Regions from separate parts of the Homo sapiens genome. Here region 2 is linked to region 1. Evidence: read pairs that join two places in POLR2A ChIA-PET (ENCODE). Cell type or tissue: Caco-2. All regions are shown on one strand. Links, peaks and the distances in the headings refer to the core of each region. The heading gives the core; the rest is flanking DNA. Region 1 overlaps CUX1 (cut like homeobox 1). Region 2 overlaps CUX1 (cut like homeobox 1).

What was found. ChIA-PET counts read pairs that join two places held together with the same protein. Peaks named below come from ENCODE experiments on the same cell type or tissue, not always from the same donor. Only the 100,000 strongest peaks of a DNase experiment are listed, where the experiment ranks them.
Region 2: POLR2A ChIA-PET joins it to region 1 with 20 read pairs; 3 of 35 experiments call an interaction of 5 or more read pairs at or near these places.

Annotation. Positions count from the first base shown.
Region 1 is chr7:102,005,426-102,021,169 of GRCh38, reverse strand. The region is part of intron 2 of CUX1 (cut like homeobox 1); the gene reads right to left. Among named protein-coding and RNA genes, the nearest start is that of CUX1, 200 kb to the right of the region's middle. In Caco-2, for the core only: no CTCF peak of the experiment used is centred there; DNase peaks (open chromatin) are centred at 7,828, 8,149, 8,519 and 11,320; H3K4me3 peaks cover 378 bases.
Region 2 is chr7:102,092,249-102,107,992 of GRCh38, reverse strand. It overlaps CUX1 (cut like homeobox 1), which reads right to left. Exons shown (of 24, transcript NM_181552.4): 5 at 10,492-10,629; 6 at 3,534-3,657. Among named protein-coding and RNA genes, the nearest start is that of SH2B2, 190 kb to the left of the region's middle. RefSeq lists enhancers at 5,071-5,747, 6,015-6,514, 6,515-7,016, 9,716-10,915, 11,795-12,306 and 1 more. In Caco-2, for the core only: no CTCF peak of the experiment used is centred there; DNase peaks (open chromatin) are centred at 6,684, 10,082, 10,642 and 11,079; H3K4me3 peaks cover 156 bases.

The DNA.
Region 1 (15,744 bases), core at 3,727-11,726:
GTGGGACCCTTTCTCCTTCGGAGACAATGTAGTCTTTCCAAGAGCACTAGGGCAGGGTGGGGGTAGTGAGGGGCTGAACTGGGTCACTTCTGAAAGACTTGATTCTGACTCTCACAAGGTTGTTGCCAATGGTGCTAGAGGTGGGGACCCTTAGGGACCTGGCCCTGTGGCTTGGCCTGTTGTCACCTTCTGTTCCAGATCTCCCTCATCTGGGGTAATTCTCCGCTCTTGCCTCTCCCCTCTCCTCTGGTCTTAGCTCACTTTGTAATTTCTTTTTTTTTTTTTTTTCCAAACCGAGTTTTGCTCTTGTCACCCAGGCTGGAGTGCAGTGGCGCGATCTCAGCTCACTGCAACCTCTGCCTCCTGGGTTCAAGCAATTCTCCTGCCTCAGCTTCCCAAGTAGCTGGGATTACAGGCGCCCGCCACCATGCCCAGCTAATTTTTGTATTTTTAGTAGAGACGGGGTTTCACCATGTTGGCCAGGCTGGTCTTGAACTCCTGACCTCAAGGGATCCACCTGCCTTGGCCTCCTAAAGTGTTGGGATTACAGGCGTGAGCCACCACGCCTGACCCCAATGTCTTTTTATAAGGTCCTGGTAGCAGCAATGAGAGAACAGTAATTACTAATGAAAGAAAAAATGTTCTTAGTATTTATTTTCCTGGATGTCACGTTAGATAGCTGTTAAGTTTCCCTTATCAATGTATACAAGAGCTCAGACCAGGTATGGAGTCTTTAAAAACAAGACAATATATATTATATGATATGTGGACTGTAGACCTCAACTTAAAATCCAGTTCAGTGAAAAATGATGTTTCTTTTGTTCCAGGATACTGAAACCGTCACTTCCCATCTCATCTGAAGATGAACCATATAACCATCAACACGGCATCGTTCCTTTGGTTACTTTTATAGATGAACACATATTCCTTCCAGTCCTTGTGATAGAAAAGGGTAATTTTAAATGGCATTGAAACTCAAGTATTAAATAAAAAATATCTTTCTATACAACAGCAGACAGTAAGTATGTCCTGGCAATTTCTCAAAGATTTTAGTTCACAGGTTTGAGAAAAATTCCATTAGCTTTAATTATTTATCAGCAGTCAATTTAGATTACTGTTCTTGACCTATTTTTACAGTGTATAGGCCACCCAGCAATGAAATAAATGAATAGTCTTTTTCTACAATGGCTGATTTTCTGAAATAAAAGAAATCTGGTTTAAAGGAGGAATGAAACCCCAAACATGTAATTACCACAATATATAACCCGCCACGCTGCTTTTGTAGTCGGATAAAATGCACATCTTTGTGAGTTTTTTGGTTATTAAATAAGATTATCTTGAAAGGGATAAACTCACTCCTGCTATAATTTCTTCCCATTTAAATGTCTTTGTGCCATTTAAAACACGTTCCGTGTCCTGGCAGAGTCTCCAATGCTGATGCTGTGGCTTTTGCGTGGTACGTGGTACAACTCCACCACGGGAAGGGCTGGCTTTGGGGGACTGGTGGGATTGGGAACTGAGATGAGGGTGCAGGATTTCAACATAGGGTGCCTGCTGGTAAGCAGCGAGGGGTACCCTGAAGCTGCAGGTGGGGACCCCTGAGTTCCTGATCAAGAGGGGATCTGCAAGACTTGTCTGATGATGAGACCGGGCATGGTGGCTCATACCTGTAATCCCAGCACTTTGGGAGGCCAAGGCAGGTGGATCACATGAGGGCAGGAGTTCAAGACCAGCCTCGCCAACATGGTGAAACCCCAACTCTACTAAAAATAGAAAAATTAGCCAGGCGTGGTGGCATGTGCCTTTAATCCCAGCTACTCCAAAGGCCGAGGCAGAATTGCTTGAACCCGGGAGGCAGAGGCTGCAGTGAGCCGAGATTGTGCCACTGCACTCCAGCCTGGGCAACAGAATGAGACTATGTCTCAAAAAACAAACAAACAAAAAAAGACTTGTCTGATGTTGAAAAGTGGGGTGGGAGGGGGGCGCGGGGGCGGTTATCTAAGTGGCAATGCCTGAATGTGGACCGAGGAGGATAAAGGCTGAGGATGGTGCAAAGGACTAAGAAGAAGGGCAGATTCGAACTGCACAGAGGCCGTGATCTGGCAGCACGTGGCCACGGCTCAGGATTATGGTGGAGCCTGGATGCCAATGCCACTAAGCCAACGATCCTCAAAGCAGGGTCTGGGGACTCCCGGCTCCCCAGATCCTTTCATGGATCCACAAGGTCAAAACTATTCTTGTTACTTGCCTTTTCCTCGCCTTCTCCCGCAAGTGTACAGTGGAGTTTTCCAGATGCCTGCGATGTGTGATGATAGCCTCACTCTGACACCAGCGGCTCGTGTGTTTGTGTGTTCCTGTGCTTTGCAGACTCCTCAGCTTTCATGTCTAACACAGTCAATACTGAGAGATACAGCGCACGCACGCACGCACGCACTCAAGCTCTCCGGAGTCCTCAATTTTAAGAGACTGAAACTTTGAGAAATGGTTGCACTAAGGCTTCTTCTGGTCTCAGAGCTGAGAACTGCTCATTGTCAAGGGAAAGGCTGTTTGTCCACTCTGAGATCCTGTGTGTGGCCTCAGGGGCAGCTCAGACAGGACAGCCAGAGCCTCGTTGGCATCTGGGGATCAGACACCCCAGTGAGAGGGGCATGCAAGCGCCAGCTCCAGTACCCTGGGCTGGATCTTCCCTGCCTAGTCTCCAAAGCCATGTGTCCTGGGCTAGCCCACCTGGCACAGGAATTTCCTGCAGGACTGTCCTCATGGCCAGGGGATCAGTGGTAGGAAATGGGAGAAGCCAAATTCAGGCTCCATTGGTTAATTCTCTTAAATAAGTCTGATTTGACTCTAGGTCTGATTTCAAAATATTCTTCCAGGTCCCTTTCTGAATAACTGCTCATGTCGAAACCTCTGACTGGGCACAGTGGCTCACACCTGTAATCCCTGCACGTTGGGAGGCCCAGACAGGAGGATTGCTTGAGGCCAGGAGTTCAAGACCAGTCTAGGCAAGATAGGGACACTCCTGCTCTACAAAAAGTTTCTAAAAAAATTACCCAGGCATGGTGGCAAGTGCCTATAGTGCGAGCTACTCGGAAGGGTGAGGTGGGAGGATCACTTGAGCCCAGGAGGTTGAGGCTACAGTGAGCTATAATCATGCCACTGCACTCCAGCCTGGGTGACAGAGCAAGACTTCATCTCAAAAATAAACAAATCTCTAGTTACATTTCAGAACTTTGAAAATACATCTGTGATTTACTGATGTATCTATACATCAATTACATCAATAGATTTGGAACTTGTCAAAGAGAGGAACCACATGTTTTTCTGAGACAGAGTCTCGCTCTGTTGCCCAGGCTGGAGTGCAGTGGTGTGATCTTGGCTTACTGCAACCTCCGCCTCCCAGGCTCAAGCGATTCTCATGCCTCAGCCACCTGAGTAGCTGGGATTACAGGTGTGTGTCACCATACCTGGCTAATTTTTGTATTTTTTAGTAGAGATGGGGTTTCTCCATGTTGGCCAGGCTGATCTGAAACTCCTGACCTCAGGTGATCCACCCATCTCGGCCTACCGAAGCGCTGGGTTACAGGCGTGAGCCACCGCACTGGCCCACATATTGTATTTTAATTTATTCAAAAACCATTTGAGCATTAACTACGAGCAGTGAATGAGACAGTCACAGTCCCTGCCCTCAGGGAGCTTAGCGAGAATGGTGAGGTCTCAATTTCTAGGAGACATTTGAGGAGATGTACATTCCTCCGTTCTATTCCTGGGCCAAAGGATGGTGCTAGGTTCGGGGCAGACACAGTGAATACTTGTGGACTGAATGAATGAAGAGATGCTCTTCCCAGACTCATCACCAAGCTCACTTTTTTTTTTTTTTTTGAGATGGAGTCTCTCTGTGTCCCCCAGGCCGGAGTGCAGTGGTGCGATCTTGGCTCACTGCAACCTCCGCCTCCCAGGTTCAAGCAATTCTCCTGAGTAGCTGGGAGTATAGGCGCCCACTACCACGTCAGGCTAATTTTTGCATTTTTAGTAGAGACAAGGTTTCACCGTGTTGGCCAGGCTGGTCTCAAACTCCTGACCTCAGGTGATCTACCCACCTCGGCCTCCCAAAGTGATGGGATTACAGGCATGAGCCACCACACCCAGCCCAAGCTAACGTTTTATGGACACTGCTGCAAAGGGGACTCCTGTGCTAGACAGGGATGGACCCCAAAGGCACCATTTCACCCCAGGACTCTCTGAAACCAACCAGGACGTGTGACTCCGACTTTTGCCACTGTGTCATTTATTCCAGATCTTAGGCCCTGCTAATATTTAGACAAATGGGCTGTTTAAAATCAGAACGCAGATTAATCCTTCCTCTTAGTACTTTCAGGAGTCTATCCGTAAGAATAATCAGAGATGTAGGCAGAGATTTATGCACAAGAATGTTCAGCATGAGTTTAGAACAGAGAACAACTGGGAACAATGTGGATTCCGACACCAGGGGAGTACTTATGAGAGAATTCTACTAAAGCAATGCAATTGCATATTAGGTACTCAGTATAATTCTTTGTAAGGAACGAGGTCTCGCTCTGTCGTCCAGGCTGGAGTGCAGGGGTGTGGTCATGGCTCAGTGTAATCTGGAGTATCATTATTTTTTGGAGTACCATTATTTTTTGAAGAACAGCAAAGACTTGGAATGAGGCACGTGACTTCCATTTATGCGACAGATGTTTGTTGAGTGGCTATTTTGGGCCTTCCGGCCCTGTTTTAGGGGCTCCTTCAATCATGAGCAGAGACCACAGGCTGCTGTGCCTCCTGGGCCTCTGTTGTGTGGCAGGTGAGACATGAGTCAAATCACCACCAGCATGGATGACACTTATCTGTGGCCGGTGCTGCAGAAGGGCATGTGGAGCGAAGGGAGTTTAAGAGGCAAGCCTGGCCGGGCACAGGGGCATGTGCCTGTAATCCCAGCACTTTGGGAGGTTAAGGCGAGAGGACTGCTTTAGCTCTGGAGCTCAACACCAGCCTGGGCAACATAACCAGACCCCATCTCTACTAAAAATCAAAAAAATTAGCTGGGTGTGGTGGCATGAGCCTGTCGTCCCAGCTACTTGGGAGGCTAAGGGAGGATCGCTTGAGCCTAGGAGGTCGAGACCACCCCGGGCAACAGAGCAAGATCCCATCTCTACAAAAAAATTTTAAAAAGTAGCCACGTGTAGTGGCATGTGCCTGTAATCCCAGCTACTTGGGAGTGAGGTGGGAGGACTGCTTGAGCCTAGGAGGTCATGGCTGCAGTGAGTCGTGATCGCGCCACCACACTCCAGCCTGGTGACAGGGTGAGACCCTGCTTCCAAAAAAAGAAAAAGAAAAAAAGAGGCAGACCTGACCCTAGACAGGAGAGAAGGCTCCTTTGGGGAAGGAGCACGTGAACTCAGATCTGGACGATGCATAGCGGGTGGATGAGTGAAAGGAGCCACGAACTTTTATAAAGCTTGTTTACAGTCTGATCCCAACATGGTAACAATGAATCTCACACACATATAAGCATTTGGACACCACCACCAGGAAAGACATCAGTATGAAATGGGAGATGTTTCTAAGTGAACACAATTATGGTTTTTCTTTTTCCTTTGTCTTTAAATAAACTGTATCCTTTCGGCTGGATGCGGTGGCTCACACCTGTAACCCCAGCAATTTGGGAGGCTGAAGTGGGTAGATCACCTGAGGTCAGGAGTTCGAGACCAGCCTGGCCAACACAGTGAAACCCCGTCTCTACTTAAAATACAAAAATTAGCTGGGCATGGTGGTGTGTGCCTGTAGTCCAAGCTACTTGGGAGGCTGAGGCAGGAGAATTGCGTGAACCTGGGAGGCGGAGGTTGCAGTGAGCCGAGATCACGCCACTGCACTCCAGCCTGGGTGACAGAGTGAGACTCCATCCCAAAAATAAAATAAAATCAGATCTCAGGCACTCTCCTTTTGCAGTTCCAGTTTGATTTTGTTTCACCGCCTGGATGCCTGACTTCACGTTTATTCATCGCTTGTGTGCAACTAGTTTACCTAAAATTAAGCAGCTTGAAAAAGACATCCTTTTGTCTTAGGTTCATAATCAGCACATATTGTTTATTAATATTTACTAGCTTCACAGAGCTGCTCAGAGGAATAATTAATAATGAACGATGGGTAAATCTACTTGCAGACACAAAGCATGGTGGACACGGAGGCAGGGTCTTGGCAAGGCACCTGGTAACCCATGTGCAGCCAGAAAGACAGAGCTAAGCGGTAACCTCACAATTTTTAGATGCTTTTTTTCTTTTTTTTTTTTTTTTGGTGGTTGGGGGATACTACAGAGCCACTGGCATCAAAAATGCAGCCCATAATTTCTTAATTTCTAAATGGAATTATTTATACCATACAGATAGCAACCAAGCCTAAGCAACATGTAACTTAGGGGGCAACTTGGGAATTTAAACCTTTGAAACTAGATTTTATGTTTAAAGACGCTCAGAGACTTCCCAACGGATTATCCCAACCTAGCAGGCGAAGGAGAAACAAAAACTTCCAAGCAAAGAAAGGCTTCCTGGCCCTCCCCGACTTTAGCATCCCCGATGGCAGAGCAGCACGCGGCTAGGAAGCGGACCTAACGTCACTGCAGCCAAGAAAGTCCATTCAAGGGCACCAAAGAAGCAGCAACTTAGTTTCATCCAGTTTTATCCAGCAGGTCCCAGCCCTTGGAGACCCCAGAGGGCTCTGCAGAGCGTAGAGCGTATCTAAAAAGAAGTCTAATTTGTATTGATCTCTATGCCCAACTTTGCAATTCTCAGGATGTGTGCTGTTTTAAAATGAGCACATTTCACAGGAAATTCTGGGTGGGAAATGGTGGCTGTGTTGTGGGAGTGAGTGGTGGCCATACCGAGTACCCCTTATGTCTGTCTTTTGAGATACTATGAATGTAGCTTCTAAAAGGTGTGTCTAACAGCAACCCGCTTCGAAGGCCACAGAGGTCGGTCTCTTGTGAGCTTGCTGCCCAGGAGAGTTCCAGGGACCTGAACAGAGATAGACACAGTTTAGAAGCTGCTTGGACCTGAAGGATACACACGGCTCAGTACCTGTTTTGCAACCTGTCCCTGTATATGGAGCCACAAATTGCACCTTACTCAATAACAGATTAAAACAAAAAACAGGCTGGGCATGTTGATGCATGCCTATAATCCCAGCACTTTGGGAGGCTGAGGTGGGAGGATTGCTTGAGCCCAGGAGTTCGAGACCAGCTTGGGCAACATGGCGAGACCCTGTCTCTACAAAAAATACAAAAATTAGCGAGGCATGGTGGTGTGTGCCTATGGTCCCAGCTACTCGGGAGGCTGAGGTGGAAGGATGGCTTAGCCCAGAGAGGTCGAGGGTGCAGTGAGCCGTGACTGTGCCACTGCACTCCAGCCTGGGAGACAGAACAAGCCCTTTCTCAAAAAAATAACAAAATGAAATGAGAAGCGTTTGCATATGAGTCAATCAGTCAAGAAAGCAGAGAACCCTCTATTTCTGGAGTGACTAGCCACAGAAAATACGCTGTATATGTGAGCTTGGATCTATGGAAAATTGTTGATGCTTAGAGAATTATTATGTGTTTGGTCAATAACTGCCTTTTGAATACTTTTGGAATTCCTCTAAGCAAGCTTTCTCAGGCCTGTTCCCAAATAGTGACTTTCATGCGGTCCTGGAATTTTCTTCTGAATACACAACATGGCTTCTTTGTAATGAAACAATTTAGGAAAGAAATACAGTTGAAGACATTCTATATCTCTTGGCTGGAGCTGCTGGCCCTGGTAGATGAATCATAGAAGTCCATAAATGTCGAGCAAATTTGCACAGACTTTTCTTTTACTACCATATATGGCAAATATAGATCTATTTATCTCCATCTTGACATTAGCTTCGGCGATTTTTGTACCTTATTGTCTTTCTTACAAATTTCTCTTGATCTACGTCTCAGCCACACAAGACAGCATGTCCAAAGACAGTAACGTCATTCATAACCCTGGGATGGTGCTTTTTTTTTTTTTTTGGTATGACGGCAGAATGGCAGAATGTTTAAACTAGTAAGTATTTGAGGTAGATCAAAGTACCTAGCTATTTACATTCTTGCTACATCTTAGCGAACACCACAGGGCCGTAAGGATTACCGCAAGAATTTAACCTGAACAAGTTTTCTCCCCCAAGGAATTAGGTGTTTCTTATCACACATTTGGGAATCAGCTGAAAAACCGTGGTTGGTGCTGACTGCTTTTGATATATTCCTTAAAGAGATGAATACTGAAAATATTTTCAGGATTCTAAAAGCTGACTTGCTGGGAAATTCCATGACCGGCTAAGATGATTTAAGAATTCTCTGGGGGAATGCTTGCTTCATTCATTCATTGATTCATTCCTTCATTAAATTTGTACTGAGAGACAGAGATACAAAGACGGACAACCCCCTCCCCCCGCCCCCACTCTCCAGGACACAGAGTGGACACGGGAATGTATACCTTCTGGAAGCAGCCAGGGCCATCTCTTCATGACCCTGGGCAGTACCTTCAAAGAGTCCAGTCAGAGAGGACGCTGGGAAAAGTAGAGTGACTAGTCTATCTTCTGCTTTCATTATCATATTCCCCCATGTGACAAGTACAAAATCTTCAGCTACAACCTTTAAAAGCTACTGAAGGCCAGGCACAGTGGCTCACGCTTATAATCCTAGCACTTTGGGAGGCCAAGCCAGGTGCATGACTTGAGGTCATGAGTTCGAGACCAGCCTGGCCTACATGGTGAAACCCCGTTTCTACTAAAAATACAAAAATTAGCCAGGCATGGTGGCACGCACCTATAGTCCCAGCTACTTGGGAGGCTGAGACATGAGAATTGCTTCAACCCGGGAGGCGGAGGTTGCAGTGAGCCGAGATCGCACCACTGTACTCCAGCCTGGGCAACAGAGTGAGACCCCATCTCTTAAAGAAAAATTCTAAATAAATAAAATACATTTTTTTAAAAAAGCAAATCCTGTGAAATCAACAATATGGCAGACTATGTTTAAAACCTAATTGGGTGAAATTATTTTAGAATACCCTTTCAAAGAGTCCTTTCTGTAGTCCAAAATTATCTGAAATAAATAAATAAATTCAAGCGTCAACCAGCATGGCCAACATGGTGAAACCCCGTCTCTACTAAAAATACAAAAATTAGCCAGGTGTGGTGATGGGCGCCTGTAATCCTAGCTACTTGGGAGGCTGAGGTTGGAGAATCACTTGAACCCAGGGACCAGCGATCACACCATTGCACTCCAGCCTGGGTGACAAGACCGAAATTCCGTCTCAAAATAAAAAAATAAATTCAAGTGTCTAAGTAAGATAATAAAAATCCTCTCACCCTGCTGCCGAAAATGAGAGGGGTGTACCTCCGTGTCCTGCCCTGGTTAGGTACCGACTCCACCGGGTAGTTCTCCCACCCACAGGGAGTTCACCAAAAAAGGCAGAAGGCCAGGCGCGGTGGCTCATGTCTGTAATCTCAGCACTTTGGGAGGCCAAGGTGGGCAGGTCACCTGAGGTCAGGAGTTCAAGACCAGCCTGGCCAACACGGTGAAACCCGTCTCTACTAAAAACACAAAATTAGCTGGGCATGGTGGCGCACACCTGTAATCCCAGCTACTTGGGAGGCTGAGGCAGGAGAATCACTTGAACCTGGGAGGAAAAATAAATAAATAAGCAAGCAAGCAAGCAGAAGAGACCATGTTTGTCTCCAAAATCCCATCACCAGCGTATGAGAATAGCAAAACTGAAGAGAAACGCATTGGTGGTCTCGGGGAAGGGGCTGTAGGGGCTGAGCAGCTCCTGCCAGGCAGAGGATCACAAAATCCAAACGTGTCCTCCGAACGCCCACTGCGCTCTCAGTGCTGGGCTTGGCCACAATTTGGTGTGAATGCTTCAAGACTCACACCAAATCCTTGGCATGAATACACCATACAATGATATATCCAGAGACGGCTTACTCGAACAAAGAGACCGTCAATAACAATATAATTTTACTTTTTTTTTTTATTTTTCTGAGATGGAGTTTTGCTCTTGTTGCCCAGGCTGGAGTGCAATGGCATGATCTTGGCTCACTGCAACCTCCGCCTCCCAGGTTCAAGTGATTCTCCTGCTTCAGCCTCCTGAGTAGCTGGGATTACAGGCATGTGCCACCATGCCTGGCTAATTTTTTGTATTTTTAGTAGAGATGGGGGTTTCTCCATGTTGGTCAGGCTGGTCTCACACTCTCGACCTCAGGTGATCCGCCCACCTCGGCCTCCCAATGTGCTGGGACTACAGGCATGAGCCACCACGCCTGGCCAATATAATTTTACTTTTATAAAATGATATCCATGCTTTCAGCTTAGACACAAAGCACAACCGGCATCTTTTAGCGTGGTCCTCACGCCCGCCGGCAGAACTCCTTCACTGAGTTTCCTCAATGTCTTTTAGACACCTCTTCATCCTATAAATGTGCCACACATGCATGTGACATGTCCCTATGCACACACATATTTACTTAAATACGCACACACACATACAAACGAGTAACAGACAATGTCATCTCTACTTCCTTCCCTTTCCCGGAAGCTACAGGTATGTACATCACATGTATGTTGCCTGATATGAAAGAGAGGCCCAATCACGAATTCCATGATACAGATTTAAGAGATGCTATGCATGGTTCACTTGGTGAATCTCCCTTTCTTATGTAAGCACATATCCAAGTCAGTTTTTTTTTTTTTTTTTTTTTGAGACAGAGTCTTCTTGTTCTGTTGCCCAGGCTGGAGTACAGTGGCGTGATCTCAGCTCACTGCAACCTCCACCTCTGGGTTCAAGTGATTCTCCTGCTTCAGCCTCCTGAGTAGCTGGGGCTACAGGCACTCACCACCATGCCTGGCTAATTTTTGTATTATTTAGTAGAGACGGGGTTTCACCATGTTGGCCAGGCTGGTCTCGAACTCCTGACCTCAGGTGATCTGCCCACCCCCGCCTCCGAAGTGCTGGGATTACAGGCATGAGCCACCGCACCCAGCTGCACCCTTGCTGTTTCATATCATGGAATCTAGCACCGGCAGCAAGGGAGGCCGCCCACCTCACTCTTTCTTTTTTAAGAAGTCCGCAGTTCTGAGAGGTCAGAGCAACCTTTCTTTCATTTTCAAGCTCCCCATGTGTGCTGGAGAGGCTGTCTTTATAGGTTTTAACATGTACCAACCAGGGATTAAGCTAAGTGAGGCACGCCAGTCACGAAGGCTCACTGAAATTATGCCTGCTAATCTTTTAAATGGCAAGAACGTTAGGCAGCACAAAAGGAATGTTAGTAATTCCAAAGCTTTTACCCAACTGAGGAGGTTTAAATTTACAGGAACATGTACTAGAGATAAAGAAGTCCAAGGCCCTTGGCCAACCTGTCTGCCACGCTGGTGTGCAGAAGAACAGAAGATTCTGTAAGGAGAGAGAAGGGGTGGAGGCTGGAAGATGGGCAGAGGGCCAGGGTTTAAGACCTGGCGTGGGCCTGAACTCACCTGAATTATTTTACTTGTAGAAAGAGGCTACAGGTTGGGTGCAGTGGTTCATGCCTGGAATCTCAACACTTTGGGAGGCCAAGGCGGGAGGATCACTTGAGGTCAGGAGTTCGAGACCAGCCTGAGCAACATAGCAAGATCCCACCTCTAAAAGAGAAACTGGGTTCCCTGGTCTGGACTGAGCAATTTCTTTGGCCTTCTTAGAAATGAGCCGCTCTGCAGCCCCACGCAGCCTTTCTTCAGTGTGTACATTAGGGTGCTGTGCGGCCTAGGTGAGGGGTGTCACCTGGCCACATCCGTGGAGGGATCCTAACACCATCATTTGTGCGGTCAGCGTCATGACAGCCACTCCACTGTGCTTGCTTCTAGATGCTTCCAAACAGCCCTTCAGGTATGGAATCATCCCTGTCGTGTAAATAGGAAATCTGGAATTCCCAGAGGTTATACATTGCACCTGAGGCCATCTGGCTACAATCCAAACTCTGGGTGCGGCTGGCGCCAAAGCTACTACACCATGCTGCCTTCTAAGCTGCATTTCATCTGGAACCGCTGTGGCTGGCAGGCCGAGCCTCTGAACACTGCAATTCAGGTTAATCATGCAGACCTGCTGGAGCACGCGGGGCCGAGGGTTCCCTGTACCTCCCTTCTCTCCCCTGCTGTATGGATCTCTGACCTCACTACTGGCAGGCCTGAACTGCCATGAGTGATCAAGAACCTGAGAGGCCTCTGATCTGCTCCACCTACATCTGTGCCCACCAGGAAAAACAAAAATCCTGATAAAAGACCTGGGGTGCGCATCAGGATTCACCATGACTGTGCTGTGGTCTCGCCTCCTGAAAAGCTATTTTGTTCATCGTAAGTAGGCAGTTTGACAATTGCTCAATGTTCAGGCCCTACCCCATGTCCTGTCCTAGTCAAGGTCAGGGAAGGAAAGGTGCCTTGTCCCCAGGCATGTGGGCCCCCAGCAGAGCAGGACAGGCTGGGGACCTGGGGTTCTTAGGCTCTTTTGGTTGGGGGCTGAACACTGGTCATATCCCAATCTCTAGAGAGGGCAGAGGAGGACAGACACGCACTCTGCACCTCAGGGATTACACGAGGAGAATAAAGACACGCACACGACCGAAATACCAGGCAGGAAATGAAATGTGCCGAAAGACAGGCGCAGCTAGCCTACAACGGGGGCCCAAGGAATGAAAATCCCTCTTTGCTGGGCTGGGGGCACCTGAATTGGGTGATATTTGCCACAGAGGGGCGAGTAGAGGTGGGGGGGCTTTCTAGAAAGAGACAAGATACAAACAGAAGGAAAAAAGAGGAGATCCAGAGATACAAACAAGGTGAAGCTGATGGAGTAAGACATGGGAGAGGGGGCCAGCGGGGACAGGCTCCCAGATCACCGAAGCCCCTAGAAGAACCCAGACATGGCCTGAGAGGCGGGTGGACGGCCACCAACCATGCAAAAGGTAGTACGCAGAGACCAGACCAGGGTCTGCTTCAGGAAGGTGACTCCTGCTAAAGGACAGGCCAGAGGGGAAAGCCTGGAGATGGAAGATACCAGCTGGGAAATACAAGTTTGGACGAAGGTAACAGAACCAGAAGTGGTGCCTGTAATCCCAGCACTTTGGGAGGCCAAGGCAGGTAGATCACCTGAGGTCAGGAGTTCGAGACCAGCCTGACCAACATGGTGAAACCTTGCCTCTACTAAAAATACAAAAATTAGCCGGGTGTGGTGGCGGGTGCCTGTAGTCCCAGCTACTCAGGAGGCTGAGACAGTAGAATCGCTTGAACCCAGGAGGCGGAGGTTGCAGTGAGCCGAGATCGCACCACTGCACTCCAGCCTGGGTGACAAGAGTGAGACTCTATCTCAAAAAAAACAAAACAAAACAAAACAAAAAAAACACCAGAGGTGGGTGGTGGCGAGGGAGGGGGGAGGAGGAAGACAACGTTCCCCAGAATTAAAATAAACTGGACTTGGCAAGCAGACTGACGGGAACAGGAGAGAGTGGGGCTTTGTAGAAGTTTAGGGCCCAGGTGAGGGTGGCAGCCCCTGCCACAAGCCAGACAGGAGGGGTGCAGGCCAGGAACTGATCTGGTGGTGAAGATGATGAGAAATCCACGTGGGAAATACCCGGAGCTGGCAGGACTTCCACAGAGAACCCAGGCCCTGGCACCCAGGGGCGGAGGGTGGGAGGTGAGGAGGTTCTGTGGCCAGGGTGCTTGGAAATGTCCCCTTAACAGGAGAGGGGAAGAGAACAGAAAGGCTGCAACAACTAAAAACTATAAGGGGCAAAAGGCTGAGACCTGTGGAAGAGCCGAGGGCCTCAGTGAGTGAGTGGTCTGATCTGAGAATGAACTGAGGGGTTCAAAGTCAGAGAGGGCCATGGCTTAGGTACAGGAGGCCGAGGCTGCAGTGAGCCAGGATCGCGCCCCTGCACTCCAGCCTGCGCTACAGAGCGAGACCCTGTCTCAAAAATTCAATCAGTAACAAATGAAATACAAACAAAATAAAAATTCAGAGGGCCATCAGTGAAGACCTCGGGGCATCTAGGCTCCGTGCATGGGGTCTGTTCCTTGGATGAGGCCAGCAGCAAAGATGAGAGATCCATCCCAAGGCAGCTCGTGCAGAGCCACTGCCAAGCAGAGGAGGAGGCCCGCGCTGGCGAAATCTACAAGAAATACACTTTTGTGTGGGAAATCTAAGAAGCAAGGGCTTTCCGCTGCATCCCGGCCTGCACCGTGGTGGGCGGGGACGGCTTCTTGCTCCTCTCGCACGCCCAGCATGGAGCAGCCCCTTGCACCCTTGGCAGTGACGCCTGATGCATCCAGTGGTTTTATTCCACATCTGCCCGTCACAAACTGTTCTAGATGAAATCAGTTTCTGAAGATGACAGCCCAAACCCATTCACCAATAACCTTATTTTCCCTAAAAGAAAAATTCATTCTAGGGCCGGGCACGGTGGCTCACGCCTGTAATCCCAGCACTTTGGGAGGCTGAAGCGGGTGGATCGCCTGAGACCAGCCTGGCCAACATAGTGAAACTCCATCTCTACTAAAAATACAAAAATTAGCCAGGTGTGGTGGCGCGCTCCTGTAATCCCAGTTACTCGGGAGGCTGAGGCATGAGAATTGCTTGAACCCGGGAGGCGGAGGTTGCAGTGAGCCGATATCGTGCCATTTCACTCTAGCGTGGGTGATAGCGCGAGACTCTGTCTCAAAGAAAGAAAAGAAAAGAAAAGAAAAAAAATCCATTCTACCGAGATGAGATAAAAACTGGCATTCCAGAGTTGTCCTTCGAGGGAGCACTGAGGCGTGGTCAGCAGAGAGCCTGACGAGGCTTCCCTGTTCAAAGAGTAACTAGACCATCAGCCTGGCCATTAAAAGGCAGGTTTCCAACTGGAGGCTCCAAACTGAAAGAGACCGACTTCCGAGCCAGTGGACCCCGCGGGTCTTTTTCTCTTTACTCCCGGGTTAAAAGGAGGGAGGTTCTGAAGGGAAACCCCAGGCAGCTCTCTTTCTGAATGCCTGCAGCCCCACTGGGGTCCTGCTACTTCCTCCCTAGGGTCTGCACTGAGAATGACGGACTTCAACCTCGGCAGCCTTAGCCTTCCAAGCGCATCTTCCATCGGCTTCCAAAACAAACCAGTTTCTCTGGCCAACCTCATCCACGCGGCCGCTCGCTCCTCGTGACCTTTCTCTTTAGACCCTCTGGTTTTGGTAAAAGCAAAGGGTTTTAGGCTTTGTAGCCTGGGATGCTAATGAGCTGCTCTTACTTCATCGAAAGGGCCTAAGAGGAGCTACACTACTTGTGCCTCCAGAAGCAGGTTCCCAGAAGGATGTGATCTTTCCAGGTCTTTCCAGAGGCTGAGCTGCTGACTGTGTCCCTGAGAGCCCCAGCCTCAGCAGGTGGAGTAGACAGAGGAGGGGAACCCAGCATCAGTGGGGTGAAGCTTTGGGAATCACGCAGTCAGGAAAACTAGCCTCAAGAAGAAAGAGGCCAGGTGCAGTGGCTCACGTCTATAACCCCAGCCCTGTGGGAGGCTGAGGCAGGAGGATCACTTGAGGGCAGGAGTTTGAGACCAGCCTGGGAAAGATAGGGAGACTATCGTCTCTGCAAAAATAAAAAAATTAACCCGGGTGCAGTGGTGCACACCTGTGGTTCCAGCTACTTGGGAGGCTGAGGTGGGAGCATCGCTTGAGCCCAG
Region 2 (15,744 bases), core at 5,170-13,169, 85 kb before region 1:
AAGGGTCTGCCCATCTGTCCGAGCCTTGACTCTGTGATGCGCACTCCTTTCCTGGAGTCTGTGCCCTGCCGCGCTCCCCCAGGGACGATGGATGCGGCCTCCACCTGCAGAGTTGGGCGTGGCCCCAAGGGACTGGCCTTGGTCCGGCAACCAGGGCTCCAGGTGGCCACAATGGAGCAGACGGGGAGGCAAGGGCTGCAGAGATGGGCAGGTGCCAGTCTGGAGTTGCAAAGTCCCACCTCTGGCCCTGATTAGCCGCAAAAGCTGTAGGAGGTACCTCACCCACGACCTGCTTTCTCCCTCTATGAAAAGAGATGGTCTACATTGCAGATCCATTCTGGGCAATTAGTGAGAGAATGTACTGAAAGCCTACGGCCAAGTTCTGATGCAGGGAGGGCCCCGGGTGGGCGGGAGCTGGCAGTTCTCTTTTCTTTTATTTATTTTTTATTTGGAGACAGAGTTTTGCTCTTGTTGCCCAGGCTAGAATGCAATGGTGTGATCTCGGCTTACTGCAAACCTTTGCTTCCTGGGTTCAAGCAATTCTCCTGCCTCAGCCTCCCGAGTAGCTGGGATTACAGGCATGTGCCACCACGCCTGGCTTATTTTGTATTTTTTCAGTAGAGATGGGGTTTCACCATCTTGGTCAGGCTGGTCTTGAACTCCTGACCTCAAGTGATCCACCCACCTCACCCTCCCAAAGTGCTGGGATTACAGGTGTGAGCCACTGCGCCCAGCCTCTTTTCTTTTCTTTTCTTTTTTGAGACAAGGTCTTGCTCTGTTACCCATGTTGGATTGCAGTGGCCTGATCATAGCTCACTGCAGCCTGGAACTCCTGACCTCAAGTAATCCTCCTGCCTCAGCCTCCCAAGTAGCTGAGACTATAGGCACATGCTGACATGCATGGCGCATTCATACATTCATTCATGCCATAGAGATGGCATATCTCTATATTGCCCAGGCTGGTCTCGAACTCCTGAGTTCAAGGGATCCTCCTGCCTCAGCCTCTCAAAGTGCTGGGATTACAGATGTGAGCCACTGTGCCCAGCCAGTTTTCTTTTTGAATGAAGTCAGCTTAATGGCATTCCTCAGAGGCCTTCATGATGCTGCAGGGCAGGCGAGCCCCAAAGGAGGGCTTAGCTGGCAAGGGCTCTGGGCTTCAGCCAGGAGGGAATTCAAAGGCGAGCTGGTGGTAGGGCTGAAGAAGGCAGCTTTATGGAGGTGGCAGCGTTACAGCTCTGTGACTGGTCTCGTGAGGTAGGACTGCCCCATAGGCCGTGTGCTGCCAGTAGCAGCTGAGGACAGTTTTGTACTCATATTTTGTACTCATAATCTGTACTCAGATTAAGAGGCAGTTTATACAGAAATTTCTAGGGAATGGGTAGTACCTTTTGGGCTGTGAGATCATTGCTGTGGAAAGGGGTGGTAACTCCTGGGTGTTGCCAAGGCAATGGTAAACTGATGTGGCACACTGGTGGGCATGTTTTATAGAAAGCTGCTTCTCTCCAGGCCCTGTTTTAGCTAGTCTTCAATTTGGTCCAGTGTCTAAGCCCCACCTCCTAACCCAATGATATTGTTACAGAGCCCACCTTAGAAAAATTCACCAAGAGCCGGGTGCGGTGGCTCACGCCTGTAATCCCAGCACTTTGGGAGGCCGAGGCGGGCAGATCACAAGGTCAAGAGATCGAGACCATCCTGGCCGACATAGTGAAACCCCGTCTCTACTAAAAATGCAAAAATTAGCTGGGCGTGGTGGCGTGCACACCTGTAGTCCCAGCTTCTCAGGAGGCTGAGGCAGGAGAATCACTTGAACCTGGGAGGCGGAGGTTGCAGTGAGCCAAGATTGCGACACTGCACTCAAGCCTGGGTGACAGAGTGAGACTCCATCTCAAAAAAAAAAAAAAAAAAAAAAAAAAGAAAAAAGAAAAGTTCACCAAGTATTCAGCATAGGAAGTCAACTGAAAATAAAACAACAAAATCCCACACCAGCCACAGTCCCACTTGGCCCCTTACCTGTAGTCATAAATTTAGTGCTTCCTGTTGATGGATACATACATTTCTTCATACTAGAGTTAAAATTCAGTATCTTTTTTTTCCCTTTTTTGCTTTTCTTTTACTTGATGGGAGCGGGTATAAAACTTAATACCTTAATTTAACCCATGAGTTTAAAAAAATCCAATCTAGGCCAGCCGTGGTGGCTCACACCTGTAATCTCAGCACTTTGAAAGGCTGAGGTGGGTGGATCACCTGAGGTCAGGAGTTCAAGACCAGCCTGGCCAACATGGTGAAACCCCAACTCTACTAAAAATACAAAAGTCAGCCAGGCGTGGTGGCGCATGCCTGTAATCCCAGCTTCTTGGGAGGCTGAGGCAGGAGAATCACTTGAACCCAGGAGGCGGAGGTTGCAGTGAGCCGAGATTGCGCCATTGCACTCCAGCCTGGGCAATGAGAGTGAAACTCTGTCTTAAAAAAAAAAAAAAAAAAAAAAAAAGATCTATATGGTTGGGATCCGTAAGCTCAATAGTCCTTATTGTTGTTACAAGGAATCTAACTTTCATTAACTCATCACACTAGGGGAAAACCAACTCATTATTTGTGGGAAACGTTTTTGGTAATGTAAGTCATTAGAAATCTAAAACTCACATCAGTTACATAGGGCATTAACATATTTTACTGATACTAACTCCCTGATATGTGAGGTAATGAAAGAGGCAATACCAAAAAACCCACTGAGATTGTGTGTGTGCGCGTGTGTGTAATATTAAATACATCAGAGAGTCTGTGTGTGTGTGTGTGTGTGTGTGTGTGTGTGTGTGTGTAATATTAAATATCAATTTGCTTGAGAAGGCAGAAAGAGTTTAGCACTAGCCCAGGGCTTGTCCCCAGAGGACACACACTGGGAAATGGGCTTTCCTCTCTGGTCTCAGCCCAGGTCCAGCTGCCAGGTGCCGCCTTGCTAACGACTCATGCCTTGAGCTTCACCTCTGCACCTGCACGGCTTGGATAGTCTTGGGCCCACTGGCTGCCTGACACCATCCACCGATTGGGAAAGACAGATGCATTTCGCTCAAGGAAACCTCACAAATGTAGAATATCTTTTTTTGGAGATGGAGTCTCACTCTGTTGCCCAGGCTGGAGTGCAGTGGCGCGATCTCGGCTCACTGCAACCTCTGCCTCCCGGGTTCAAGTGAGTCTCCTGCCTCAGCCTAAGTAGCTGGGATTACAGACGTGCGCCACCATGCCTGGCTAATTTTTTTTTGTATTTTTTAGTAGAGACGGGGTTTCACCATGTTGGTCATGCTGGTCTCGAACTCCTGACCTCATGATCCACCCACCTCGGCCTCCCAAAGTGCTGAGATTACAGGCGTGAGCCACCACACCCAGCCAGAATATCATTTTTGAAACATTTTACCCCTTATAGATTTGGGGTTACAACCTGGGCTTATTTTGCAGATCCATTTATCAACATGTCTGATGATGTGAAGTTCAGGGGCAAATGCTATGTCAGTCTGTGTGTGCCTGGAAGTCATGCTCACCTCTCCTTTTCTGCAAAGTCATTCTGTAACTTCTGTTCCTTCTCAAGAGCTATGGTTTCGGCTTGGTTCTTCAGTGTCTGTTCATATTCTCGGATTTTCTCTTTAAGTGCTTTTATCGTAACCTCTGCAGAAAAGAAAAAAAAAAACCTACAGTAAGAGAAGCATACAATTCCATATGGCTGTAGGTACAAGGCTCTCATAACCTGGTAGGATCGGTGTGTTTTAAACCTTAGCTCTTCAACTCTGACACAAAATCAATGGTTATGAGTCCCTTCAGAGACCTTTTACTCCCTAAATGTTAAATTGAACTTTAAACGTTTAGGCTGAGGAGGATCAATGGATTTTGCTGAAAAGAAGAGCTTTGGTTTCTGTAGTACCAGTTAAAGAAAAAAAAGGGTGGGGGGAGATGGAAATCAATGGTAAAATATCATATCATCTTATTGATGAGTCTTAAATTAGTCCTGTAACTGAGGGATGATTAATAAAGTTTTAGGTGGGTTTAAGTACTTTCTCAGAAAAAAAATAGTTCATAATAGTGTGTGCATTTTGGAAGAAGCAATCGAAGTGGAGTCAAGAAAGTCTACGGTACCCCATTCTCTATGATGTGATGTTTCACATTGCATGCCTGTATCAAAACGTCTCATGTAGCCTATAAATATAGACACCTACTATGTACCCACACAAATTACAAATAAATTAAAAAAAAAAAAAGATGAAAGTCTACAGGCCAAGCACAGTGGCTCACATCTGTAATCCCAGAACTTTAGGAGGCCAACGTGAGAGGATCCCTTGAGCCCAGCAGTTTGACACCAACCCCAGAAACACAGCGAGCCCCGCCTCTACAAAAAGGGCAAGAATTAGCTGGACGTGGTAGCACACACCTGCAGTCCCAGCTTAGGGACTTGGGAGGCTGAGGTGGAAGGATGTCTTGAACCCAGGAGTTTGAAGCTGCAGTGAGCTATGATTGCGCCACTGTACTCCAACCTGGGTGACAGAGTGTGAGTGAGTGAGTGAGTGAGTGAGTGAGAGAGAGAGAGAGAGAAACGGAGAGCAAAAGAAAGAGAGGGAGACAGAAAAGGAAGGAAGGAAGCAAGCAAGCAGGCCTGGCCCTGCAGCTCTGCTGGTTCACAAGTGACAAGAAACATGTGGTGCTAGGTGGATAAAGCATGGAGGGAGTGGGCTGGAAGGGACCCACCCTGGAGTGCCCACCACTCTGGTGGTCATGGGCTGTGTGCAGAGCAGAGGGTGCCGTAGCCTGGGGGAAGATGCTCCGGTGACTGGCATGTGGCCTGGAGGAGTCCTAGAGTGAGGTGTGAGCACCAAGGATGTGGGGCAGCGAGGGGCCCCTTGGGAGGCAGGGCTGTCTTGGGAAAGCGCAGGTCCAGACGGCTCTGGTACCACCAACTGCAGGTTCACAGACATCACCTCAACTGCCCAAATGGGGAATATCAAAGCGGATTTGATGAATGGAACAGACCTGTGGGTGGCTCTGGGGCAGGACAACTACACCTGCGCCCTCCTCCAGATACGCCTATGCCACTCCGCATGCTGGATGCTTTGTGTGTGGGTGGCTCTGGGGCAGGACAACTCCACGTGCGCCCTCCTCCAGATACGCCTATGCCACTCCGCATGCTGGATGCTTTGTGGAAAAGCACTGTGGCCCCAGCCCCCAAGAGAGGGGAGCTCTTAGGAATTGTCGCCCGCTGCTACAGATCTACCTCTTAGCAGGCGAGGCTCATTTTCTTTGTGTTCCCAGTGCTGGCAAACAGACGTGTGCTCAGGAAAGCACTGTGGCATGAATGACTGAAGGAGCCGAGGCCGGGCAGAGCTGGGGGAAGCCCAGACAGGGCTTGTGGCAATGGAGCTCCCTCTGGTGCAGCAAGGGCACCTGCCAGGTGTGTAACTCACATCCATTCCTGCTCCCTGAGCTGCACGGACATGCGCTGGCCAGAGCAGGAGCAAAACACCTGGGCGATTAACACCCACGCGGCTTAGTGCATACAAGCTAAAGGCTTTTTTTTTTTTTTTTTTTTTTTGAGGCGGAGTCTCGCTCAGTGGCCCAGACTGACATGCAGTGGTGCAGTCTTGGCTCACTGTAACCTCTGCTTCCTGGGTTCAAGCAATTCTCCTGCCTCAGCCTCCCGAGTAGCTGAGATTACAGGCGCGCACCACACCTGGCTAATTTTTGTGTGAAAGGCTCTTTTGTTAAGAGGTTGGCCTTTTTCATGAGGTGTGTCCCAGAGTGCTTTCCGTAGAGAGGTGGAATTCCACCAACGATCCCATCAGGGCACAGCAGAGGGGACTGGGCAACTTTCCGCCTTTTGGTTTGGCTGTTCAGGTCCTGGAAGAAATGCTCTGTGCACACAGTGGTTGGTGATACGTCTCTCTCAAGCCATACGGACGAGGCCAAAGTGAGGCAAGAGCTGGACACTTCCAGAATGGACTCCAGACAGGTCAGCTCTGAAAAAGCCTGAACTGCTCTGCTACGTCAATGGTCTACACTCTCGTGTAAACATACAGCATTTTTGTCTTTTTTTTTTTTTTTATTGAGACAGATACTCGCTCTGTCACCCAGGCTGGAGTGCAGTGGCGCAATCTCGGCCCACTGCAACCTCTGCCTCCCAGGTTCACACAATTCTCGTGCCTCAGTCTCCCGAAGAGCTGGGATTACAGGCGTGTGCCATCACACCTGGCTAATTCTTGTATTTTTTAAGTAGAGACGGGGTTTCACCATGTTGGCGAGGCTGGTCTCGAACTCCTGACCTCAAATGATCTGCTCACCTCGGCCTCCTAAAGTGCTGGGATTACAGGCATGAGCCACCATGCCTGGCCTCATTTTTGCCTTTAAGGACCGGCTGGAAGTGGCTGTACAGCACTTGGACGCTAACGCTTGCTCCAGTGGGGCTCCTCAGTGACACATCACAGTGTGTGACCTCGACAGTGTGCTGTGCCTGATGAGGTCTCTTTGCCACCCCCTGGACCCGGGTGAGTGCTCACGGACCAGCCCAACCTCAGCCAGAGGCCACTTTATCCTAGCGCCTCTGGCCTTCTGGCCCAGGCTGTATCCCGGGCAGATGCTGGGTGTCTCAGCAGGCCTCCCAGGCATGTGTAGGGGAGGACGGGGCCAGCATAACAGAGAGGAATCTAAAGGGCTTGGCATTACCTGGGGCCTCCATTTACTCATCATTGCGGGATGGGTGGGGCTGTGGCCCATGAGGCAGAAGTTCCCTCTTTGCTCTAACTTTTATTATGTACCTGATATAGTTTAGATGTTTGTCTCCTCCAAATCTCAGGTTGAAATCTGATCTCCAGTGTTGGAAGTGGGGCCAAGTGGGAGGTGTCTGGGTCATGGGGGCGAATCCCTCATGAATGGCTTGGTGGCCTCTCTCTGGTGATGAGTCACTGAGATTTGGTTAAGACGTCTGGGATGCCCCCTCCTCTCTTGTCCTGTGGCATGCCTGATCCTCTTTCACCTTCTGCCATGAGTAAAAGCTTCCTGAGGACCCTCAGAAGCTGGGCAGAGGCTGGCATCGTGCTCATACAGCCTGCAGAACCATGAGGCAAATAAACCTCTTTTCTTCATCAATTACCCAGACTAAGGTATTTCTTTACAGCAACACACAATGGACTCACACCATCTTTTTTTTTTTCTTTTTTTAAGAGATAGGTCTTGTTATGTTGTCCAGGCTGGTCTCGAACTCCTGGCCTCAAGAGATCCTCCCGACTTGGTCTCCCAAAGTGCTAGGATTATAGGCATGAGCCATTGTGCTGGCCCCTGCTCTAACTTTTTAATCATTTACACTACTGGTGTGATAATTACAAGAAGTGATGTGCACCGCCCACCTTCCCAAATTATAATCACTTTTATTCTTGGAAGTGGGGGAGAGGAAATGACATTTTTCTGGAGCTTGGGAAAACTTGTTATCCAAATAAAGGAGGGTAAATTTCTTTCAAAAACCACACTGCTGAATAAGTAGCAGGTACTATTGAGTGCCAAATGCTGTGTGTATATGCATATTTAAGCTCACACCAACCCTACCTGGTAAGTATCAGAATTGCCTCCCAAGAGAAAGAGGCTTTTAGCAAAGTGAGATAATTTGCCCAAGGTCACATAGCTAGGTGGTAGCAATAAAAGGACTCAAACCAGGTCTGTCTGTCTGCCTCCAGAGCCATTCTTTTTTAGAGATGGAGTCTCGCTCTGTTGCCCAGACTGGAGTACAGTGGTGTGATCTTAGCTCACTGCAACCTCCACCTCCCAGGTTCAAGTCATTCTTCCACCTCAGTCTTCTGAGTAGCTGGGATTACAGGCGTGCCCAACCATGCCTGTAATTTTTGTATTTTTAGTACAGATGGGGTTTCGTCATGTTGGCCAGGCTGGTCTCGAACTCATGACCTCAAGTGATCTGCCCACCTTGGCCTCCTTAAGTGCTGGGATTATAGGCGTGAGTCGCTGCACCTGGCCTGGAGCTGTTCTTAAATCTTGGGCTCTATAACTCATTGTGAAAAGCCACTCCTGAGTGTGGATGAGATCTTTGGGGAGAGAACATCCACACCCAGCTTGGCTCCTGGTCAGCCCCTGTGCAAAGCCCTGGCCACTGGGAAGCTGGTAATTTAGGCACCAGTGATAGAAGGAGAAGGGAAGGACAATCCTGCACAGCCCACCAGGCCCCACCTGCACCACCCTCCAACAAAACAAAAGCAAACTCAAAAAAATAAAATAAGCCAGAAAGAGGCTGGGCACGGTGGTACACATGCCTGTAGTCCCAGCTACTCAGGAGGCTGAGGCGGGAGGACTACTTGAGTCCAGGAGGTCAAGGTTGTTGCAGTGAGCTATGATCATGCAACTGCACTCCAGCCTGGGTGACAGGGCGAGACCCTGAATCTAAAATAAATAAATAAATAAAAAACACTCACCAAACAAACCAGAGAGTGGATCTATCAAAATTAGATACCAGAGGACAATGAAGGGGAAAAAAAAAAAAAACCAGGATACTCCCCTTTAGGGTAGCGTATCTATGAAAACTCAATGTGCAGATTTGCAGGTTACCTTTTACTGCAATACTGGCGTGATTCTGGCAAGAAATGCTTCCTACAAGGGAAGGTAATACCTTCCCTCACAGCAGTTCCAGCCCTAGTAAGCCCAATGCCTCGCTCTCTAGCAGGACAGAGTTGTCCCTTCTAGTCCTAAAGGCTCACCACTCTCTGCAAAGCCAGAAAGAAGCGGGGTCTGGCTTCCCCAGCTGCCTGTCACCTCGTGCCCCCAAATTTCAGCAAGGAAGCTATGCTGGCCTGAGGGCTTGAGTACCCCCATGCCCACACTACAGGGAGGTGTGCTCGGAGGTCTTAGGCACCGCCGCCCTCACAGCCCATGCCTCTACCTCTGGCTCTTCACACATCATCACAGATGCTTTCTGGATCATTCCCATGGACAATTCTTCTTCCCTGGTCTATCTGCAGTGTTTTTAAAGCCAAAGGACACTTTTAGAAAGTCTTTGCCAATTGGCTGGGTGCGGTGGCTCACGCCTGTAATCCCAGCACTTTGGGAGGCTGAGGGGGGTGGATCATGAGGTCAGGAGATCGAGACCATCCTGGCTAACACGGTGAAATCCCGTCTCTACTTAAAAAAAAAAAAAAAAAAAAAAAAAAAAAAAATTAGTTGGGCGTGGTGGCGGGCTCCTGTAGTCCCAGCTATTCGGGAGGCTGAGGCAGGAGAATGGCGTGAACCCGGGAGGCAGAGCTTGCAGTGAGCCGAGATCGTGCACTGCACTCCAGCCTGGGCGACAGAGCGAGACTCCATCTCAAAAAAAAAAAAAAGAAGTCTTTGCCAATTAACTTTTTCTGTTGTTGTTAAAGACTGGATCTTGCTCTGTCACTCAGACTGAGTGCAGTGTCACAATCATGGCTCACTGCAGGCTTGACCTCCTGGGTTCAAGCGATCCTCCCGCCTCAGCCTCTTGAGTGGCTGGGACCACGGGTGTGCACCACCATGCCCAGCTAATTTCTGATGTTCTGTAGAGACAGAGTATTGCTACGTTTCCGAGGCTGGTCTCGAACTTCTGGCCTCAAGCAGTCCTCCCACCTTGGCCTCTCAAAGCGCTGGGATTACAGGTGTGAACCACCGCACGTGGCCCCAATTAACTCTTTATTGAAGTCTCTACAAATGGTCAATGGAAGGCCACTAGGAATGGGCAGCCTCCCCTTTCAATTTAATTCCGTACTCACATTCCCAAACCAAAACAAACTGGCCGAATTATTCTTTGGAGCTGGCTGAAAAGCCTGCTGCTGCTGCTGTCAGACGGGAGCTGTGATTTTCCTTCAAGCCAAGGAAGCCAACAGGCTCCTGGATCCTGAGTGCCTCTGGATTTTAGGTAAAGGAGAGATTCCTTTGTTCTTCCCTGACGGGAAAAGCCAGGCAACCTTTGCCCTCTCTGTCTTGTTGACGGCTGGGCAAACACACCAAGAGGTTGTTTTCTTTCATTAAATTCCTAATGAATAGGCGATACTGACAAGGCAACAGCGGGGCTTAAGCATGCAGCCTTTAAGATGTGTCTGAAGCCTTAATGTATCCACAGCAATTATTAAATGACTTACTGTGTGTGACCCTTTGATCATGAGCTGGCTCTCTGACAGGTGTCGCCTGGAGGCAATGCATGGGCCTTTCAAGAGGCAGACCCAATCACGTAATGATACGGGAAGAATTTTCAAAGAATCCTGATCGGTCTCATCAGAGGGCAATAAAATCTTACGTCGTTGTTGTGCAGAGGAAAAGTTTTACTTCGAAATAGCTCAGCATGATTATCATCTCTCTTTAACGACTCAGATTCCTGCCCCACCCTGACTTTATGACGTGTATATTACAAGGAGAGCTGGTCTCAAAAGTATGGGAAAAGCCAATTAAAATAAAAAGAAGAGAAAAAAAAGAAGAAAAGAAAAAGCAAAGAACGCATTTTCCACCAACCTTGATTTTTCACTTCAGCAAATTCCTTGTTGTATTCTTCCAGAGTTTCCCTAAGTTTCTGGTTCTCTGTTTCAATATCGTGCAGGCGCTGCACTTTGAGCTGGAGTTGCTGTCCGAGATCCAAAGCTGGTACGGGATCTGCACAACAGGAAAACAGCCATCACCCCACTCGGCCAGCAAACAGGCCCCCTCCACGGCGGTACACAGGCTCAGAGTGGGGCTCCTGGGACATCAGCTCCGGGGGCTCCCCAGAGGCCACAGTCATGCCCCTGCAGCCAGCCCCCTTGCTGGGTGGGAGAATTCTCCAGTGCTTTACAAAGGATGGACCCAGCCCGGGGTCCTCGAGGTGTGAAAATGGGGTGGCAATAGCCATGAGATTCACTGGTATTTGCCGATTACTCCTGCCTGGTGTGACACTTTCATGATTTTCATTCTTTGATCAGATAAGTAGAGAAATACACCAGGTAGCAGCCCCAGGAGGTCAATCACATCCCCGGAGCTGCACGTGGAGGACGGACAAGTCCGTGGACAGGTGCCGGGATGTTTAAGGGTCCAGTGATTATGAGGCTGGAAGTGACACCTGATGCCTGAGAACGCCACACAGTTCACGGGACACTTTATGGAGATTGTGTCTTTTGAGCCTTACAACAATCTCGAGAAAGAGGCCTCAGAAACTAAAGCCCAGGGAAGCAGAATGACTCACCTGAGGTCACCCAGCTAGTTGGTTGGCATGGAGAATGCACACCTAAGTCTGTTAACTCCAAGTGATCATGCTTTTTTGTTTGTTTGTTTGTTTAAGACAGGGTCTCACTCTGTCGCCCAGGCTGGAGTGCAGTGGCATGATCATGGCTCACTGCAGCCTCCACCTCCTGGGCTCAAGCAATCCTCCCACCTCAGCCTCCCAAGTAGCTGGGACTACAGGCATGCACAAGCACGCTGGGCTAATTTTTGTATTTTTTGGTAAAGATAGGGTCTTCCTATGTTGCCTAGGCCAGTCTCAAACTGGACTCAAGGGATCTGACCGCCTCAGCCTCCCAAAGGATTACAGGCGTGAGCCACCCCACCCAGCCCTGAGTGACCATTCTTTACAACAAGGTAAAGAATGAAGCAGAGGTGAAGCAGAGGAAAGAAACACTTAGGCTTTATAAAGCCACCCCATTTCATGACATGACCACTTTCCATTACGATCCTCCTTCACTAATGAAGGGTGTTCAGAAGAGTCAGGGGTTAGCGGCCGCAGGTCCCAAGGCTGGAGACCCCTGCAGAGGCACAGCTGGTGACCCGGCATGGCCCTGTCGTAGACCAGCTGGCCAGGAGGCCACCACACTCCTGATGATAACTAAGTGCAGAGCAGCGCGCGCTGCACGGCAGCCAGGCCAGCGCTGGGGTCTTGCAGCCAATTCAAGGTCATATCTGCCATCAGATTCACTTCCAGAAAACTGGATTTTAATCCAAAGTCAGAAGTCACAGACCTGGAATTTACAGTACAAACTCACGGCTCTCGCCTTTACTGTGAATTCAACACAGGATAGAGAGACCTTAAATGTTCTTCCGCATCAATGTGATCTTTAGTTTTCTTTCTGCTGCCTAAGAGGCAATTATATTCCGCCTGCTGGGTACCTGGGGCATACTTCCTTTGGAATTCTCAGGCTCCGTCAGAGTGGAAGAATACCCAAGTCCACAGGGCTTAGAAAGATTATTGAATATATTTCTGGTATGGGCGCCAGTGTCACTTGTGAGATGGCTGCAGAGATTTAGTCTCCAGTCGAAGAATGCCAAACACCATGCCCAGCGGATCAACAAGAGTATATATTCAAGAGCTCACTTAATTTTCAAATGCCAGAGTCATTAATTTTTCAGACCACCCTAGGTTCCTGGAATCGAGGGCCAGGTCTACCATGCCTCGGTTAACGTATCCAGCAGGAGCCAGGGACTCTTTAGGATGCCAGCGTCTTTGCAGAGTTTACAAAAGGCAGGCGCTGGGATATGTTGGGCTCAACGTCAGCAGATCCCGGGTGCTGGGGTTTCACAGCAACACAGTCCATCATGCAGAATCCCTGGCTGCTGGGCACTTACTCTGCACGTATACACAGCCTATAATTGCATCTCTTTCTGGTGCATGGCTTTTCATTATTATTTTAATCAGCATCAAAATATTTATGTTAAATTTGACTCCAAAAGCTATTTTGGAGGCCGGCTGCAGTGGCTCATGCCTGTAATCCCAGCACTTTGGGAGGCCGAGGGTGGCCGGATTGCTTGAGCTCAGGAGTTCGAGACCAGCCTGGGCAACATGGTGAAAGCCTGTCTCTACAAAACAAAAACACAAACCAAAAAACTAGCCAGGCATGGTGGCATACCCCTGTAGTCCCAGCTACTGGGGGGCTTAAGGCATGAGAAGTCCTTGAGCCCTTGAGGTCGAGGTTGCATTGAGCTGTGATTGAGCCACTGCACTCCAGCCGGGGCAACAGAGCGAAATCCTGTCTTGGAAAAAAAAAAAAATGCTATCTTGGGGAGATGGTTCTTTGTAAGCAGGAGTCGTGATAACACAAAAAAACAGAATTCCTGAAAAGATTCCAGGTGCTGTTTGTAAAAAAAATTTCCATAACTTCTCTGGATACCTTCACCTTCTCAGCCTGCCCCTCTTCCCCACCTTCACGACCTTGTGCTGGGCAAATGGTTTCAAGAAAGTGAACAGCCCGTTCACAGCCTCCTTTGTACAGAACCACGATTTAAACTTGACATAGAGGTCAGGGAAGAGGAGGTAAAGAGAGGAACCTTTGATCACGTATAAAATTCTATTAAGAGTTGCTCACGTAGGCTTTCTAGCACAAGTGCCAGCAAATTATATCTTTAAAGAACACACCTAGTATACTGCCTGCCCTCCCTAAAAGTTCTGTCAACATTTCCAGTTCATTCTTTTCAAAAGGCCAGGACCCCACTGTATCTGCTTCGAATTAAAAAATAGCTTCTCCCATGCGGTTAAGCAAGGAATCCGGTGACATATGAAAATGACACGCACATTATCAAGTGAGGAGGAACCAGACCTTTACACCAATTTTCAGAGCCTTATACTGTAAATGAAAATTCAGGCAATCTCATAATCATTCATCATGGCATGTATATTTAGTCTGACACTATTAAAGGTTAATGCCTATGTAGCAAAGCTGGTCACAGACTAAAGGATGAGCTAAATGTTCAAACATCTCTGTGCATTAAACTCCAAACTTTACTACAGCACAGTTGAATGGCTAAATGCCTACAGCATTTGAATATTGTTTTGGGATATGTAAGAGGCATTGCTAAAGAACTTCTTAGGCTTAATTTTTATTACTTGTATTAAAGGAACAGCTAATTACTGCATGACAATATAATGACTCTAGCATGTTTGGGCTAAAGACCAAAACAATGAATTTTGGCGTGCCAAAACCCAACCTGTGTGTTAATCTACGGAAATAATAGCTTTTTGTCTTGTTAATGATTTCCAATGCCATTTAAACCCCACACAAGGATTGTCAGGTCTTATGCGAACGTCAGATGCCTCCGATCTTAGCAGCTCAATTAGGGAATTGTCTGGAGGAGGCGAAGAGGACACACCCATATATAAAACAGGAACACACAAAATCCGGTAACCCCTGTCTTCCCAGCCTCCTCCTCCTCCGATTCAACACGCTTTCCTGCCAGCTCCGCCCACCCAATGCGACAATCTTGTAAAGTGTTTTACAATCATCTGATACTTAATTCCTAAAGCAATCTTGGAGGTATTATATAGCTTGTTATGCAACACAGGGCTCAAGGAACATAATTATTACAAACAACAATACTGTACATATTCAGCACCTTTTCCTAAGTGCACGCAATATTATCTCGTTAATTCCAGCCATTACAGTCAGAGGCTGGCGGAGCCCGCTCTGCAATGTATGGGGTGGATGCATCTCACCCAGGGAGGGAAAGAAAAAGGAAAGAAGCCCGCCAGGCAAACGACTTTGAAAAATTCTCAGTATGATTTCTGCTTACTGGCCAGGCACAGTGGCTCACACCTGTAATCTCAGCACTTTGGGAGGCCGAGGAGGGAACATTGTTTGAGCCCAGGAGTTTGAGGCCAGCCTGGACAACATAAGTGAGACCCTGTCTCTGGAAAAAATACAAAAATTAGCCGGGCATGGTGGTGCATGCCTGTAGTCCCAGCTCCTTGGGAGGCTAAGGTAGGAGGATTGCTTGAGCCTGGGAGGTGGAGGTTGCAGAGAGCTATGACTTTCTTTTTTTTTTTTTTTTTTTAAAGAGATAGGGTCTCACTCCAGCCTGAGGGACAGAGTGAGACCCTGTCTCAGAAAAAAAAAAAAAAAAGCTTCTGTTTTCTTAACCAGCAGCCAAAGAAAATCTCTTTCAGTACTAATTTAACAAATATTTCCTAAGCAACGGAACCAACTAGCTGCTCTGGGAAAGGCTCAGCCTCATAGCAGAGATAAGCCATGCATGTAAATGACAAACGCAAGGCAGGAGACCAGATGAGTGGAAGAGCGCTCCTGGAGAAACCGGGAAAAGGAGCTCTTTTTTTCTTTTCTTTCTTTCTTTTTTTTTTTTTTTTTTTTGAGACGGAGTCTCACTGTGTCACCCAGACGGGAGTGCAGTGGCGCTATCTTGGCTCACTACATCCTCTGCCTCCCGTGTTCAAGCAATTCTCCTGCCTCAGCCTCCCAAGTATCTGAGATTGCAGGCGCACACGACCATGCCAGGATAATTTTGTATTTTTAGTATAGATAGGGATTCACACCCCATTGCCCAGGCTGGTCTTCAACCCCCGGCCTCAAGCAATCTGCTCACCTTGGCCTCCCCAAGCGCTGGGATTACAGGCATGAGCCACCACACCCGGCCTAAATGCATTTTTGACTCATGATATTTTCAACTTATGATGTTTGGTAGGTTAGGGGTATTGAATATATTTTTGACTTATGATATTTTCCACTTGTGATGGGTTGACTGGGGCACAGCCCCACTGTGAGTGAGGAGCGTTTGCGCTGCTGAGCATGGAGAGGAGAGGCACAGGGAGTGAGGGAAATGGGTCCTAGAGACAAGGGGACAGGGAAGGCCTCTGAAGAAGTGAGTGGGGATGAAGATCTGGATGGTAATGCCAGGCAGCGCAAGGATTCACCCCAGTCAGAGGCAGCGCCCAGTGAAAGGTCCCGTGGTAGCTGTGAACAGGGCATGGTCAAGGCATAGTGAGAAGCCAGTGTGGTCCCAGGGAAGGAGAGGCAG